Linked DNA regions of Homo sapiens: region 2 is linked to region 1. The links are chromatin contacts, found by Hi-C or POLR2A ChIA-PET in ENCODE. All regions are on one chromosome and are shown on one strand. The core of a region is the stretch at or near the end of the contact, and the rest is flanking DNA. Distances in the headings are between cores, read along the strand shown. Region 1 has its middle 15 kb from the start of SPAAR. Region 2 holds the start of RECK (reversion inducing cysteine rich protein with kazal motifs).

Region 1 (7,812 bases), core at 3,070-5,569:
ATTCAGAAACAAAGTGACTTCTAAATAAGCTAAGTAAATTCAATAGAAAATCATATTCTTTAACTTTTCAAATTATACTTTCTGTATTTTGAAATGTATTGGTCTAATGTCTGATAGTTTCAGTAGATGTAGAATGTAGTAAATATTCCAGATGAAATGTAGTGAAGATATTAGGAGATCATGCTAAATTTCTAGGTGCCATTAGAATAAGTTAAATGGCTTCTACTGTATCTAAGCTGACCAGGCAGCAGAGATCCACAAGGATGGATCTCATAGCAACTTTGCCAGCCCTAACCCATCCTTCTTAAGTTCAGACTTGAATAACCACCTGCCTATCTGACATCTGAACTTCGATGTGTCATAGACTTTTCCAATTTAATTAATACTAATCCAAAACATTTACTCTTGGTTTCTCAAGTCTCCTCTTCTAACGTATTCCTTCCCAATTCTTCTCATGTAAGTAAATAAAAGCATCGCCACTCACCTGGCTGCTCAGGACAAAACTCTGTGGAGCATTCTACATTCCCCCATCTTCTACATTTAACGCATCAGGTAGTCCTTTAAAATATATCCAAATTGGGCCGGGCACGGTGGCTCACACCTGTAATCCCAGCGCTTTGGGAGGCCGAGGTGGGCGGATCACCTGAGGTTGGGAGTTCGAGACCAGCCTGACCAACATGAAGAAACCCCATCTCTACTAAAAAAATACAAAATTAGCCGAGCGTAGTGGCACACACCTGTAATCCCAGCTACTCGGGAGGCTGAGGCAGGAGAATTGCTTGAATCCAGGAGGCGGAGGTTGCGGTGAGCTGAGATCGTGCCATTGCACTCCAGCCTGGGCAACAAGAGCAAAACTCCATCTCAAATATATATATCTCCAAATTGAACTCATTCAGTTGGTGTACCTGCTTCCCTGCAGGCCAGACTTCACATTTCATGGCATGTCTCTCCCCAGCTCAAAACCCTCCAATAGTGTCCCATCACACTTGAGAATCAAATCCAAACTCCCATATAATCTGCATCCTGTCCACCTCTGGAAATTATCTCCCACCCACTCGTCCCACCTTCCCTTCCCTCCAGCCACACTGATATCACTGCTGATTCTCAAACAGCCAAGCTCCTTTCTGCCACAAGACTTGGAACGTGCTTCCTCCAGTTGGTCACACAGTGGCGATCCTTCACGTTGCCCAAGTCTCTGCATGAGGGTGCCTTCTCATGTCCCTAAGATTGACATCCTCCCATTGCTTCCCAGCTCCCACTGCTTTATTCTTCCCCATAACACTCATTACCCCCTGACAATCTATTTATTTATTTGTTTATTGACTAACGCCCCATTAGAATGTTCATTTCATGGGGGAAGGGGCTCCATCTGCCGTGTTTGTACCTAACACACAGTGCCCAGCAGCACAGAGCACAGTTCAGTGCTTAACACATAATCATGCTCAATAAATATTTTGTGAATAAATGAATGAGGTAGAAAGCCTTCACTATGAAGAATGTACATTACATTCACTTTGGCTTATCACAGAGAAGGACAATGAAAAGGTCATTCTCTGCTACTTGAACTACCATTAAGGGGAAGTAAACTATAAGGGCCTTGTAAAGCATAAGTCTCTAGACAAATGGAAATTATTATCATTACATTAATGTGGTGGCATGCTAGATGCTCTCTGCTCTGTAAAAATGGACAGGACCAGGCCAGGCGTGGTGGCTCACACCTGTAATTCAGCACTTTGGGAGGCCGAGGCAGGAGGATCATGAGGTCAAGAGATCGAGACCATCCTGGCCAACATGGTGAAACCCTGTCTCTACTAAAAATACAAAAATTAGCCAGGCGTGGTGGCGCATACTTGTAGTCCCAGCTACTTTGGGAGGCTGAGGCAGGAGAATCACTTGAACCCTGGAGGTGGAGGTTGCAGTGAGCCAAAATCATGCCACTGCACTCCAGCTTGGCAACAGAGGGAGACTCCATCTCAAACAAAAAAAAAAAAGAAAAAGGACAGGACCCAGTCCCTGCTCACACGGATAAAGACATCAGACAGTTAAGTTGCTCACAGAAGGCTTTTACTAAGAGAAATAGTTTGCTGTAGGTACACTAAATTTCTGAGAATATTGGAGGATTATTTAAAGAGAGCATTTAGAAAGGTCATCATTGCCATTTTGAGAATAGAACTTTGAAAATTAGTTTTGTTTTTAAATGCAAATAGAAAATTCATGTCTATCAAAAAGTAGCTATATGTGTCAAAAATGAATAGTCAATAAAGTTTAAGTTACCATAAGCACGTGGATCACATTACTGGTTTCTCTGATTTGAACCATGAAATTATCTAGTTGCTGTAAATACACAAAAATGGCATCTAGTAGACACTCGAATGAACTACTAATCCTTGGAAGGTCAATTCAGACAACCAGGTGTCATCTCATCCATATTACCAGACTTCTAGATCTTATAGCCAGTGTAAATTTTAATGGAATTATATAGGATTGCCAAGATTTTATGTTGTCTAATTAGGGTGTTAAACAACAATAGCTAATACCACCTACTACTAAAAAAAGACATTATAACACCTCCTGAAATAGAAAGAACATAATCTTGGAATAAAGAGAATGTACTTCAAATTGCAAATATTTAGTTTTATTTTTAAAATGTACTACATTGCCTTTTTTTCTCTCTCTCTCTCTTTTTTTTTTTTTTTTTTTTTTTGAGACAGGGTCTTGCTTTGTTACCCAGGCTGGAGTGCAGTAGCACAATCACAGCTCACTGCAGCCTCGACCTCCTGGGCTCAATTGATTCTCCTCCTCAGCCTTCCAAGTAGCTGGGACCACACACGTGTGCACCATCATGCCTGGCTAATTTTTAAATTATTTGTAGAGACAGGGTCTCCCTGTGTCGCCCGGGCTGGTAACTCCCGGGCTCAAGAGATCCTTCCACCTCAGCCTCCCAAAGTGCTGGGATTACAAGCATGAGCCACCGTGCCTGGCTGAGACCTGGAAAATGTTATAGACAGGTAGGTACCAATACATAGGCTGGTATATGGGAACTGCTGCTCAGTTAATGACTCCTTCTGCATCCTTTGATTAAATATTCCCAGCAGTGGAGAGTTGCTATCAAAAAGCTACCTCCATCCAGTTCTGATGGGTAGGAGGTTTCTCTTTAATTTAGGGTAAAGTTGGCAGCCTCCACCTTTGGGTTCTGGTTTTGGCCTAGAGCCCTCTGTGAGGAAGGCTAAATCTTTTTTACTTAGATGTGTGAAAGCAGCTCTCAAACCCAATCCCAACTCCTGTAAGTTCTTCCTAGACTGAATCCCCAGCTCCTTCAGCCAGTTCCTAAACCATTCACTGGCAGAGCAATAAGGTACGTTCCAGCCTTTGAGTGGTCTGGTTCCTACAAACTAAAGACCACAGGCATAGAGGCCAGGCGCAGTGGCTCCGACCTGTAATCCCAGCACTTCAGGAGGCCAAGGCAGGTGGATCACTTGAGCTCAGGAGTTCCAGAGCAGCCTAGGCAACACGGCAAAATTCCGTCTCTAGAAAAAATACAAAACTTAGCTGGGCGCAGTGCTGCATGCCTGTAGTCCCAGCTACTCAGGAGGCTGAGGCGAGAGGATCATTTGAGCCCAGGAGGCAGAGGTTGCAGTGAGCCGAGATTTCACCACTGCATTCCAGCCTGGGCGACGGGAGTGAAACCCTGTCTCGAAAAGAAAAGAAAAGGTCATAGTCATTTGTGAAAAGACCTTTGAGTATTAAAAATCTGAAAACTTCTTTTACCAACTTAGAGGAGTATAAAAGCTTATTCATCAGCCTTCTTGGCAGATGGGAAGACAGGCATGCATGAAACCACAGCCTCTTCTATTCCAAATGTATCATCCATTATCACTAGATGCAGCTGCCTCCCCCACACTCTCTGAGTCACTGGGTAATGCTACAGTCTTTCATTTTCACCTCCATTACAAACCTTTCAAGGATTCTTGCTAGTAGCTTTTGCTTTCACTAGGAACTTCCCAAAGGCAAAATTACAACAAATTATTTGTAATGATCAAATTGGCTTTTATTTGTGATTCTAGAATCAGGCAACACCTCATTCTACGAAATAGAATGAGTATTCCAGTGAAGTGGGCAGAGAAGTTTGGCTTTATGGATAAAAGAGGGCTGAAGAAAGCAGAAACAGGGAACAAAAAGCAGATTGGTCATTTCAAAGTTGCTTTCCTTATAGGGTTAAAGCAGAGGGCACTTTTTATTGTGCTGATTCAGGGTGACTGGAAGCTCCTGCGTTTTTGGAAAACTGCCTCATTTCAAAGTCCGGTTTGATGACTTGGCAGTTAGCACAGGTGACTCTGCTCTGGTTTGATCTGCTCTGCTAGGGCCAGTGTAGGAGGCTAGTCCAAAACAATGGCCTCCCATAAACTATGTAACAGAATACAATGCACTGGTGTGCTGTTTAATTTGTTTCAGTTATGAGTGATAGAAAACCACATATCAATAGTGGTTTAAATAAGACTGTTTTGCTTTGGTATAAAAGCCTGGAAGAAGGCAGTATAGGACTGATATGGGCTCCCACAGTATCAGGAACCCAGGCCCCTTTTATCTTATTGTTCCCCCAAATGGGGCTTCTACTCCCAAGGCCACTCTGGTCCAATCTGACTTCTGTAGCTCCAGCCATTATATCTACATTCTGGCCAGATAAAGGAGAAAAAACAAAGAAGAGTATTCCGCCTCTATTTAAGGACATTTCCCAGAAGTCACACACCACTTCTACTGGCCATTCCTAGTTCCAAGAGGGACTGTGTTGATGTTATTGTTGTTTTTCTAATAAGGAAAAAGAGGAAAACTGAGGTTAGGAGACAAGTAGACCCCTGTGCACAGGGTCAGACATAAAGTCAAATGATCACCGATGCAGCTCTGGTGCGGCCTCTCTGAAAAATCACCAAACTTAACACCAAATCCTAAGGACTCCATACCTCAAACCCCTTAAAATGAGATCAATGAAAATGAGCGGTGGCCAAAATTGGGACCCAGGAGAATGTATCCAGTAGGATCACGATCAGTCAAGCAAATAGGTTTTACTTGGGTTTCCTGGATTTGTGTTGTGTTTTGTTTTGCTTTGTTTGAGATGGAGTCTCCCTCTGTTGCCCAGGCTGGAGTGCAGTGGCACAATCTCGGCTCACTGCAACCTCCATCTCCCGGGTTCAAGTGATTCTCCTGCCTCAGCCTCCCGAGTAGCTGGGACTACAGGCGCGCACCACCACGCCCAGCTAATTTTTATATTTTTAGTACAGATGGGGTTTCACCATGCTGGCCAGGATGGTCTTGATCTCTTGACCTCATGATCCACCTGCCTCAGCCTCCCAAAGTGCTGGGAATACAGGCACGAGCCACCGTGCCCGGCCAGATTTGTGTTTTTATGCAGGAATTCCTTCCCAGCATTTCTCGGAAATACTGTTTTTCCAAATGCCAATTCCTGAGAAAAAGAAGTTAAGACATCTAGGAACCTGGTAAGAGTGTTTTTGTGTGAGAATTAAAGCTTAGCAATCAACATGTTGAACTAGATGTGACTAGTTCAAAGGAATCCACTGACACCAAATCAAAAGCGAGAGTAGAAAATACTGAGGCACCCATAGGAAAGTTAAGTTCTGAATGGAACTGGGGAGTAGAGGAGAGAAAAGGCCATCATCTAATCAGTCTTCCGACTGCTGTTGCCAGGGTAGAGGTGGTGGTGGGCTAGCGCTGGCTCAAGAAGAGCCAGTTGTATGCTGCTCTTCCCAGCTCTCAGTGACATCCCCTCGGTAGCTGGGCATTGACCATTGTGGGAACATTTATGCCTCCCCTCAGAATTTGGCAAACCCTACATATAAGGGTTTTTTTTTTTTTCTCCAGGAGAGTCAGTTTACCAGCACACACTGGTTATAAGTGTGTGTTTGTGACCTGGTCTGCTTCTAATGGTAAGTCATTTTTGCAAATAAAACAAATATTGGTAAGTTTGTACACATAGGATACTTATACAAGTCCTATGAGCAGTGTCGGAAAAAAATAACAAATTTTGAAAGCAAAATAAGTCTTGAAACTGGCAATTCCAACAAGTGATTCTATGAACCTTGTTAGTGAGTCTGAATGTTAGTTATTTGAACACTTCCCAGTAATGATTGCTGGCATTTCCACGTGTTGAATATTCATTATAGGCTACAGTTCTTTGTAAATACTTTAACAGAAGAGATGCAAAAAGAAGACGTGATTGCTGTTATAGAACACTCCAGAAGGAAATCAGAAATTGCTCTAAAATCTGAATTAGCAAGAGCAATATTGATCTCAATGGCAAAATCAAGACCAGAGTAAGCAGACCAAAAAGTAAAAATAAAAATAAAGCATCATTTAAAAAGGAAATGAGCTTCTATAAAACAACATGTACCCTAATGGCTAACCTGAAGATGTTAGGGGCACACTCAACCAACATCAATGAAAAATGAAAAAACAAAAAAGTTTCCTACATCTAGAATATTTGTCACAAAACAAAGATCAAAACTATCAGATAGAGCAATTAAAGCTTTGTGTTTTAAAAGTTCATTTTAAAAATAACTTTTAAAATTAAATGTTTGTGCTATTATTTTTCCATTTTTAAGTGATTTTTATCTGGCATTTATTTTGCAATAATGTTCCCTCCTTTTTAATGTTTTCTATATCCAGTGCCTATATCAGGTGGAGATAATTTTTATGTTATTGAAATAATCTTGTCACAACATATTGGTTCATAATAATAATAAACCTTAAGGAAAAAGTCTGGAACTTTTAGCATCAATTTGTCACTGACAATTATTAACTGTTTATTATTCTGGTCATTCATTATTATTTAAAAGTATGTGAATATAATGTTATAGAAAATATGAGCCAGGCGCAGTGACTCACACCTGTCATCCCAACACTTTGAAAGGCTGAAGCAGGAAGATAGCTTGAGGCCAGGAGTTCAAAACCAGCCTGGTCACATAGTAAGACTCTGTCTCTAGAAAAGAAGAAAACAAAATAGCCAGGAGCACCCTAATGGCTAACATGAAGATGTTAGGGGCACACTCTATAGGCATGTACCTATAGTCTCAGCTACTCGGGAGGCTGAGGAAGGAGGGTCACTTGAGCTCAGGAGTTCGAGGCTGCAGTGAGCTATGATCGTACCACTGTACTCCAGCCTGGGTGACAGAGTAAGATCCTGTCTCCAAAAAAAAAAAAATTTAATGTATAATTTCAGGAATGCTCATGAATTCCCAGAAATTTCAATTTCTCATTCCTGAATACTGAACAGAAGTATTCGCGGGGAATTTGGAAACATTATTCTGGAGCTTTCAAACCTTTTAAAGCAGCAGACCCCTTTTTATCAAGCAAAATCTACCTGGGAAACAGAAGATATAAAAGAGGCAAAAATGAGGCTCTGGCTGAAGGAGAGGGGATAATATGGTCCTGTGCTGAACTTTGTGACCAATTTGTTGAGTGACTTGGAGTGGGGCCTGTCACTTTTGTGTCTCTAAGTCTTGGTTCCCTCATCCGTAAACTGCGGTTAATACAGCCTGCTTTACTGGGCCCCAAGGCTTGTTATGGGAGACAACTGAGAGATGCCTGGGAAAGAGCTTTGTAAACTTAGGACACCTTGAAGGCCATTATGTGCCAGACAGATGTCAATGTCGCTATTCCGAGGCTCTGCACTGACCTCAGAGGGTTTCCAGCCTGAGGAGAGGGGACGTCCACACACTGGATACAACCCTCGTCATAGGAGCCAGATGAGCAGAGCTGGGACTGGAGCCCTGAACTCCAGTGCCTCCTCCCGGCTGCTCT
Region 2 (7,812 bases), core at 2,701-5,200, 110 kb before region 1:
TCAGTAAATGGCATCAACTTTTATTAAATTGCTCATGATTAAAAAAAAAACCTATGAGTAATCCTTAATTCCTTCTTCCCTCACTTCCCACATCTAATCCATCAGCAACATATTTTAAATATCCCCTCTCCTATCTCCACACCACTCTACTCTTGAGTCAACCCTTATCTCCTGCTTGAACTACTGCAATGGCCTTCTAGTCATCCTGCTTATACTCTTACCCCACTACAATAATTTTTTTCATTCAGCAGCAATACTGATCTAAAATAGAAATAAAATCATACCACTCTTACTTAAAACTCTATTGGTTTCTATCTGTGCACAGAATAAAATCCATAATCCTTATGTGGTTTTTTGCAATGCTCTGCACCATCTAGCCCTAGCATACTCTGTTGGTCACTACATTCCAACCATATAACCTTTTGTTCCTTATGCCTTAAGGCTTCTGCACTTCCTGGACCTCACCCCTGTCTTTCATAAGACTACCCACCACCTTCTCAGCCTTCGGATCTCAGTTCTAAACTTTACCTTCTCAAAGAGGCAGCTCTTATAAACTCTTTTGAAGTTCTTTTACACAAAGAACTACTCACACAATTCTCTGTGTTAGCCATTTGGTTTAGTTCCTTCATGGCATCCTTATCATACCTAGAAATCATTTTGTTACATATTTATCTATTTATTGTCTATCACCTCTCAGAATGTAAGCTCCTTGGAGCAGCAGCTCTGCACCTAGAACAGTGCCTGACGTATAATAAGTACTCATATAGTATTTTTTGGATAAACAAACCTCATAATATCTCTTTTGTTCTTTTAAAAACCACATTTATAATATATAAAAATAACCTCCTTGACCTCTTCCCATTTTCTTCTACAAGTGGCACACAGTGAAAAGTATTATTAATGAAAGATTGCTTAAATTTATGGATGCCAGACAGAAACTTTCAGCTGCATACCAGAATAAACTGTCATATCTGGTCTATCACCAATCCTAGCTCTTTCTACAGTGTGGGCCAAGATACTTCTTTGGTAAGAGAATCTGCTTCTTATTACTTTGCTCCAGATAGGCGTTTGCTTTTTCTAACTTAAAATTCATTACTTTCTTCTTCTGGATTCTAGGTTTACTATTACCTAATTCCTTAAATGTCAACTTACTGAAACCTGGCCCTTAAGGTTATATCCTTCCCTCTTTTGTACTATTACAAAGCAACTTAAATAAAAACGGAGCCATTATCAGGTGCCATGACACACGATGCTGATACTGCAGGATAGGGTCCCTTCTCATCCTCCAAAGAGAAAACCATTGAGCAAGTCATTTCACTTTCACACCTCCATCCCCCAGGAATAGGAATAATCAAGGTAATAAGATTTGCAAAGTTGTATAATAGAGGGGGTCAATAACCTGCAAAGCCTTATACCAGAGCAGACAGAAGTACCCAATCTTGGATGCGGTTAAGAAGGGAAGGAAGACTGAGCAGGAATACAAGCAAAGCCTTCACTGAAATACAATTTTATATTGTGTTCTTAATTCTGTTTAGGATTGAAAAGCATTTTCTATACTTTCTACAATTCACAGTGGAAGCCTTTGTCCATTATATTACTCAATGTCCTTTAGTAAGGAACCAGGCAATACATGCTTCCTAGAATTTAGTATAAGGAACATGTCTCACTTTTAGATCAAACTTGGAATTTTTTTTTTTTATCAAACAATGCAAACTATATGTTGTCATGAACTTTTAGAGCTTAGAAGGGCCTTTAGAAATCAACTAACCCAGCATTTTCTGAAGTGCGCTTTAGGTGTTATGAAGAAAAAAAGAATTTTATGAGCAAACAAGTTTCTTTCTTTAACAACTTTATTGAGCTACAATTTGTATACCATGAAATTAACCCTTTTAATATGTACAATTCAGTTGTTTTTAGTATATTCACAGAGTTGTGTAGCCATCACCACTATCTAATTTTAGAACATTTTCATTACTCCCAAAAGAAACTTCATACTCATTAGCAATCACTGCCATTCCCCCAGCAAAAAAGTTTCTTGTTTTTTTTTTTGTTGTTTGTTTGTTTGTTTTACCACAGGAATCCTTGGACCCTTTATTGTGAATCTAATGTGTTTTGTGAATTTATAAGACAGGGTACCATCTGCAGTATTTCCCGAACATACTTAATAGCTAATATTTCACTGCTTACTACGCTAAATGCTGGACATGTATTACCTCGATTCTCATAATAAAATCTGTGAGGTACCATTTATAATAAATGTGGCTATTTGAGCACAAAAAGATTAAAGCTAAGTAATTTGCTCAATGTTCTTAACCACTCCACTGTACTACCTCCTGCAGAACTGACTGGTTGTGGGAGGAGAATGGACAACTAGTATTTCATAATTTTGTAAGTGTTTCAGTTCAATCTCTTTTAATTTAACAGGGAGAAAAATGGGGCCCAGGAAAGTAATCTGATTTAGCCAAGAATACACAGCATTTTCTCTTTTATTCTTTGGGATAGTTTACAGCTAAATTTGAAACCTAGCTATAGTTAATACCCCTGTTGGAACTGACTTTGATTTTTTTTTGAGACAGGGTCTCACTTCCGAGGGCAGTGGCATATCACTGCAGCCTCAACTTCCCGGGGCTCGAGCAATCCTCGTATCTCAGCCTCGCGGGTAGCTGGAACAACAGGCATACACCACCATGCCCGGCTAATTTTTGTATTTTTAGTAGAAACGGGGTTTCACTATGTTAAGCAGGATGGCCTCGAACTCCTGGGCTCAAGGGATCCGCCCGCCTCCACCTCCCAAAGTGCTGGGATTACAGGGGAGAGCCTACCGCACCCGGCTGACTTTGCTTTTTTTTTTTTTTTTTTTAAGGTGTCTCTGCCTGTCTCCCTGTAAGCAATGCACTTCACCACTTTTGCATGCACACGTCCTAGCCATCTTTCAATGTCTAGTACAGCTAGGGGGAATCACTCCACTTTCCACTCATCCTAGGTCGATGTCCTCTCTCCCTCTGTGCACTCATACATGGCCCTTCATTTCCTCTGGACATTTCTGCCTTGAATTCGAGTTACTTCAATCTCCTGCTGTACCCCATCTCCTACCGAGAGAGCTTTTGGACGGAAGGAGTCGGCGTGCACTCAAAAGGCCAGCAAGCGGGAAGCAATCAATAAGCACTTAACAGTTTCCTATCCATCCTTGGTTTAGTTCTTGTAGAGCAAGAATTTCTCTCCTCAAGCCTGCCAGCCCCCGGGGGACAGGGTTTACTGATTTTTAATGTCTCCTGCCCGAGTCCAGGACCCACCACGCGGGCTGTGGGGACCGTCAGTGCTCACCGCCACCAAGGTCGTTATGAACCAAGTGCGGGTCAAGTAACAAGTAACAATAACTAACTAGGGCCGCGGTAGGGCGGCTGCGTATCCGAAATCCCATCTAAACCTCGCGACGATCCTGGGCGGGGGCATCGCACCCTTTTCTGACAAGCAGCAGAGGCAAGCGAAGGGGTCAGTGCCGAAGAGGGGGCCCGTGTCGGTGGGTGACAGACCAAGGCCTCAAACCCGAGTCACCGCCCAGAAGATCTTGGGGCGGAGAGAGTTCCTCACTCGCCCCGCCTCGGCACCAGCCTCTGGAGCGCTGAGACCTGGGGTCCCGGGGTCGCCGGACGTGGGCAGGGTCTGGGGGTCGCGCGCACCCCCGCCCCCTGCCCCGCGCCATCTTGGAGCGCTGTGGCGGCCGCTCCCGACAGCTTCGAACCGTTGCTCTGGAGGTTACTCACCCGCACTGCCCGGAGCCAGGCCCCCTGCCACCTCCGCGACCCCCGCCACGGCCAGCAGAAGGAGCAGCGCACCTCGCAGAGAGGCCCGGACGGTCGCCATGTCCGGGCCGGGCGGCTCCAGAGCCGCGGGATGCTCGGACCCAGCTTGGCCGCAGCCGCTGCCGCCGCTACCGCCGCCGCTCGCGCGAGGCCCCGCCCCCAGCGCCCGGCCCTTTGGTGACTGGCTGCGGCCCGCTCAAGCCCCGCCCCCTGCCTCACAGTGTTTCCAAAACCTCCCGGGGGCGGGAACGTGCCCCGTACCAGGGCTCTTTGTTATGGCCCAACTGTGTGTCGGCTTCTGCCAGGAGTCCACCAGCCCACGTTCTCCCAGAGTGAAGTCAGAGGATGTCAGAGCTGGGAGAGTCATTAGAAAACCTCTGCCACCTCCTGAGGTTTCGGGCCACTGAGGTGAGAGAGGAGACTGACCTTACTCAAGATCACACTGCAAGTTCACCTGAGAACAAGGGCTTAGTCCAAGGCCGAACCAAAGGGGCTTCTCTCCTTCATGTACCCTCAGTAATACTCGCAATATTCTTTCTGCCGAGACGCTGCCTCGCACCCAAAGAAAGCATGTCACCCGGGATCCTTCGGCCTCCCGCAGACACGGCCCCCTGACAAGGGTTCATCACTAGAGCTCTTTGGCACTATAGCCTCAATGTGTCTTTGTTGTACTTTAAAAATTATTTATTTATTTATTTAGGCAAGAGTCGCTCTGTCGCCCAAGCTGGGGTGCAGTGGCGCGATCTCGGCTCACTGCAACCTCCGCCTCCCGGGCTCAAGCGATCCTCCCACCTCAGCCTCCTGAATAGCTGGGACCACGGGCGCAGGTGACCACGCCTGGCTAATTTTTATATTTTTTTTGCAGAGAAGGGGTTTCACCATATTTCTCAAGCTGGTCTCGAACTCCTCGCCTCAAGCAATCCCCCAGCCTCCTCCTCCCAAAGTACGGGGATTGCAGGCGTGAGCCACTGTGCCTGGCCTTGATGTTACTATTAAGCACCTATTCCTGATAGGAAAAGAGGATAGGAGAACGCTTGTATACCTAGATGTGGAAAGCCTTGAATATCCGGCTGAGAAGTATAGACTTTGTCCAAGAGACAAGTTGGAAGTGGGTCCCACCCCACCCATCAGCCCAGCAGCTACGTGGAGAATGTTTAAGCCACTGGCTAGCAAAGCTAATTCATTGTCTCTTTTTTTCTCTGTGTGTTCCTGAATTAAACCCTTTTTCCTCCTTTTTTGAAAAAGCATGACCACCGTTTTAAATTCTCATGAAGACACCTGGGGCTAAATTACTTAAAACATTTTTAAAATTCCTTAATATTATTAAATATCCAGTCATTATTTACATTTTTCTTATTGTCTCATGATTTCTTTTTACAATTTTTCAAGTTCTAAACAAAATCCATATATTAAAGTTGGTTTTTATGTTTTTGGGCTCTTACATTTATCCTCTCTTTCGAGTTTACAAAAGGAAAACATGAATAAGTTAAAATATCTAAAACATCTCCTCTGATGACTCTGTTGCTTCTGTGTACAAGGTAAACTGAGGCACAATAAAATTTTAAAGTTTACTTCAGCACGCGGTGATTCATGAATTGAGAAGCTGCAAACCAGAAGTGGTTCTGGGGCTCAGCTCTGTCGAAGAAGCAGATTTTTACAGAGTGAATGGGAAAGTAATAAAAAGAAAATATTTGATTGGTTACAGTTATAAAGTTGCCTTATTTGGTCTATCCCACTAAAAAGCCTCTAGTTATACAAGTTTGTGGACTACTTCTGATTGGTTGAGCTTGTTCTGTTTTTCTTTAATATATGCATTTACAAGAAATAGCTCAGATTAACTCAAGTAAGTTTAAGGTCACTTATGAGGACTAAATTGACTATCTGCTCAGGAATTCTGCAGACCTGGTCTTCATTTTAATTTATTTTAACAATTCCCCTCTGAGAGTAATAGTACCACTATTGACACAGTCACTGGGCCAAAGAGTCATGATGCTATCATTATTAACAGTTGCGGCTGGGCGCAGTTGCTCATGCCTGTAATTCCAGCACTTTGGGAGGCCAAGGTGGGAGGATAACTTCAGCCCAGGAGTTTGAGGCCAGCCCAGGCAACGTTGTCAGACCCCCATCTCAATTAAAAGAAAAAAAAAAATAAGTAGTTACATTGGGATGTAGAATCACATGTAGGCTTTGGCAGTTGGGGTAAGTTCTTCAAGTTGTCTAATCCTGATGGCAATCATTTGATGTGTGGCTGCTGGAAAGCATTAAAACTCTTGACAGGGGCTGGGCGCGGTGGCTCATGCCTGTAATCCCAGCACTTTGGAAGGCCAAGGTGGGTGGATCATGAGGTCAGGAGTTCAAGACTAGCCTGGCCAACATGGTGAAACCCTGTATCTACTAAAAATACAAAAATTAGCCAGGTGTGGTGGCGCGTGCCTATAGTCCCAGCTACTCAGGAGGTTGAGGCAGGAGGTTGAGGCAAAGTAGACCTTATTTTTTAGAGCCGTTTTAAGTTGACAGCAAAACTGAGTGGAAAGTACAGAAGGTAGACAGTCCCTGCCCCCACATATGTAAACCTCCCCCCACTGTCAGCATCCTGCACCAGAATGGTACATTTGTTACAATTGATGAGCCTACATTGACACATCATCAACCAAAGTCCATAGTTCACATTAGGATTCACTCTTGGTGTTGTACATTCTGTGGGTTTAGACGAAGGTGTAATAACATGTATCTACTCTTATTTTTTTTATTTTTTAAGATGTAGCTATCAGAAAACTTAAAATTACACGTGTGAGCCCAAAGTGAACCACAAATGTAATTATGTTTTTCCTGAGACAGGGTGTCCTTCTGTTGCCCAGGATGGAGAGCAGTGGCACAGTCCTGGGGCACTGCAGCCTTGAACTCCTGGCCTGCAGTGATCCTCCCACCTCAGCTGCCTGAATAGCTGGAACTACAGGTGCATGCCATCATGCCCAGCTAATTATTTTATTTTATTTTTTGTAGAGATGTGGTCTTGCTATGTTTCCCATTCTGTTCTCAAACTCCTGGACTCAAGCAATGCTCCCGCCTCGGCCTCTCAAGCTGTTGAGACTACAGGCATGAGCCACCATGCCCAGCCCCAATATGCAATTTTAAGCACTGTAAGAGTAGTGTAATTATCTTTCATTCTAAAAAAAGGTTAATGCTTAGAGATGAGTACGATATTTTAAAGAATGTTACTCACCAATGATTTTGTTTTGAGCCAAAAAACCATGGTTCTCAAGGTCTTGCACCTTTCCTCCTCTTCTTCTATCTCTGACTTCAGTTCCTACTGTTTCTGTCGTGTCCAGCCATCACCTCCAGCCAATCTTGCTCAGGGCCTTTCCCTAACTGCTCCATGTAACTCCTGCCTCAGGACCTCTGTGCTTGGAGTTCTTTCTGCTTGGAATTAATTTCTCCCAGATAGTTGTACACTCTCCCTTTTCTTTTTTAGGTCTTAACTCAAACGGCCTTCCTTAATTGCCCTTCTTAAAATTAAAACTCAACCCCACCTCTGAACTTCTTCTCCCCTTTCACACTTTATATTTTCAAAAGCCATGATTACCTTCTACCATATTAATAGGTTCTAATATATAATATTATAAAATATACTACTTACTTTCCCAAAGTGTTGCTTGTTTATTATTTGTTTCCTTACTTCATGAGGGCAGATATTTTTGTCTGAGACTACAGACTATCCTTATTTCTTTTATACATACACACACACACACACACACAAACTTTTTTTTTTTTTTAAATGAGACAGGGTCTTGCTCTGTCACCCAGGCTGGAGTGCAGTGGCATGATCACAGTTCACTGAAGCCTCAACCTCCCAGGTTTAAGTGATCCTCTCGCCTCAGCCTCTTGAGTAGCTGGGACAACAGGTGTGTGCCACCATGCCCAGCTAATTTTTTTGATTTTTTGTAGAGACGAGGTCTCACTATGTTGCCCAGGCTGGTCTCGAACTCCTGGGCTCAAGTGATCTTTCTGT

The links. Hi-C counts contacts between places; a loop is a spot of excess contacts on that map. ChIA-PET counts read pairs that join two places held with the same protein, here RNA polymerase II (POLR2A). Pooled maps may share reads with other maps.
Region 2: POLR2A ChIA-PET joins it to region 1 with 15 read pairs in BJ. The contact joins the promoter of RECK here to the enhancer-like site in region 1. A Hi-C loop is called at or near these places in 1 of 168 maps with a recorded cell type or tissue (Panc1) and 6 of 50 pooled maps. POLR2A ChIA-PET finds 5 or more read pairs at or near these places in 3 of 52 experiments (AG04449, BJ and WTC11).

The regions. Positions count from the first base shown.
Region 1 is chr9:35,920,503-35,928,314 of GRCh38, reverse strand. No RefSeq gene overlaps it. Among named protein-coding and RNA genes, the nearest start is that of SPAAR, 15 kb to the right of the region's middle. RefSeq lists an enhancer at 3,845-5,044. Within about 2 kb of position 4,319, at least 14 of the 41 ENCODE cell types and tissues checked have a DNase peak (open chromatin) inside an H3K27ac peak, as active enhancers do.
Region 2 is chr9:36,033,051-36,040,862 of GRCh38, reverse strand. RECK (reversion inducing cysteine rich protein with kazal motifs) reads right to left here and starts at 3,950. Exons shown (of 21, transcript NM_021111.3): 1 at 3,765-3,950. The coding sequence starts at 3,864. RefSeq lists silencers at 3,671-3,820, 3,831-4,030.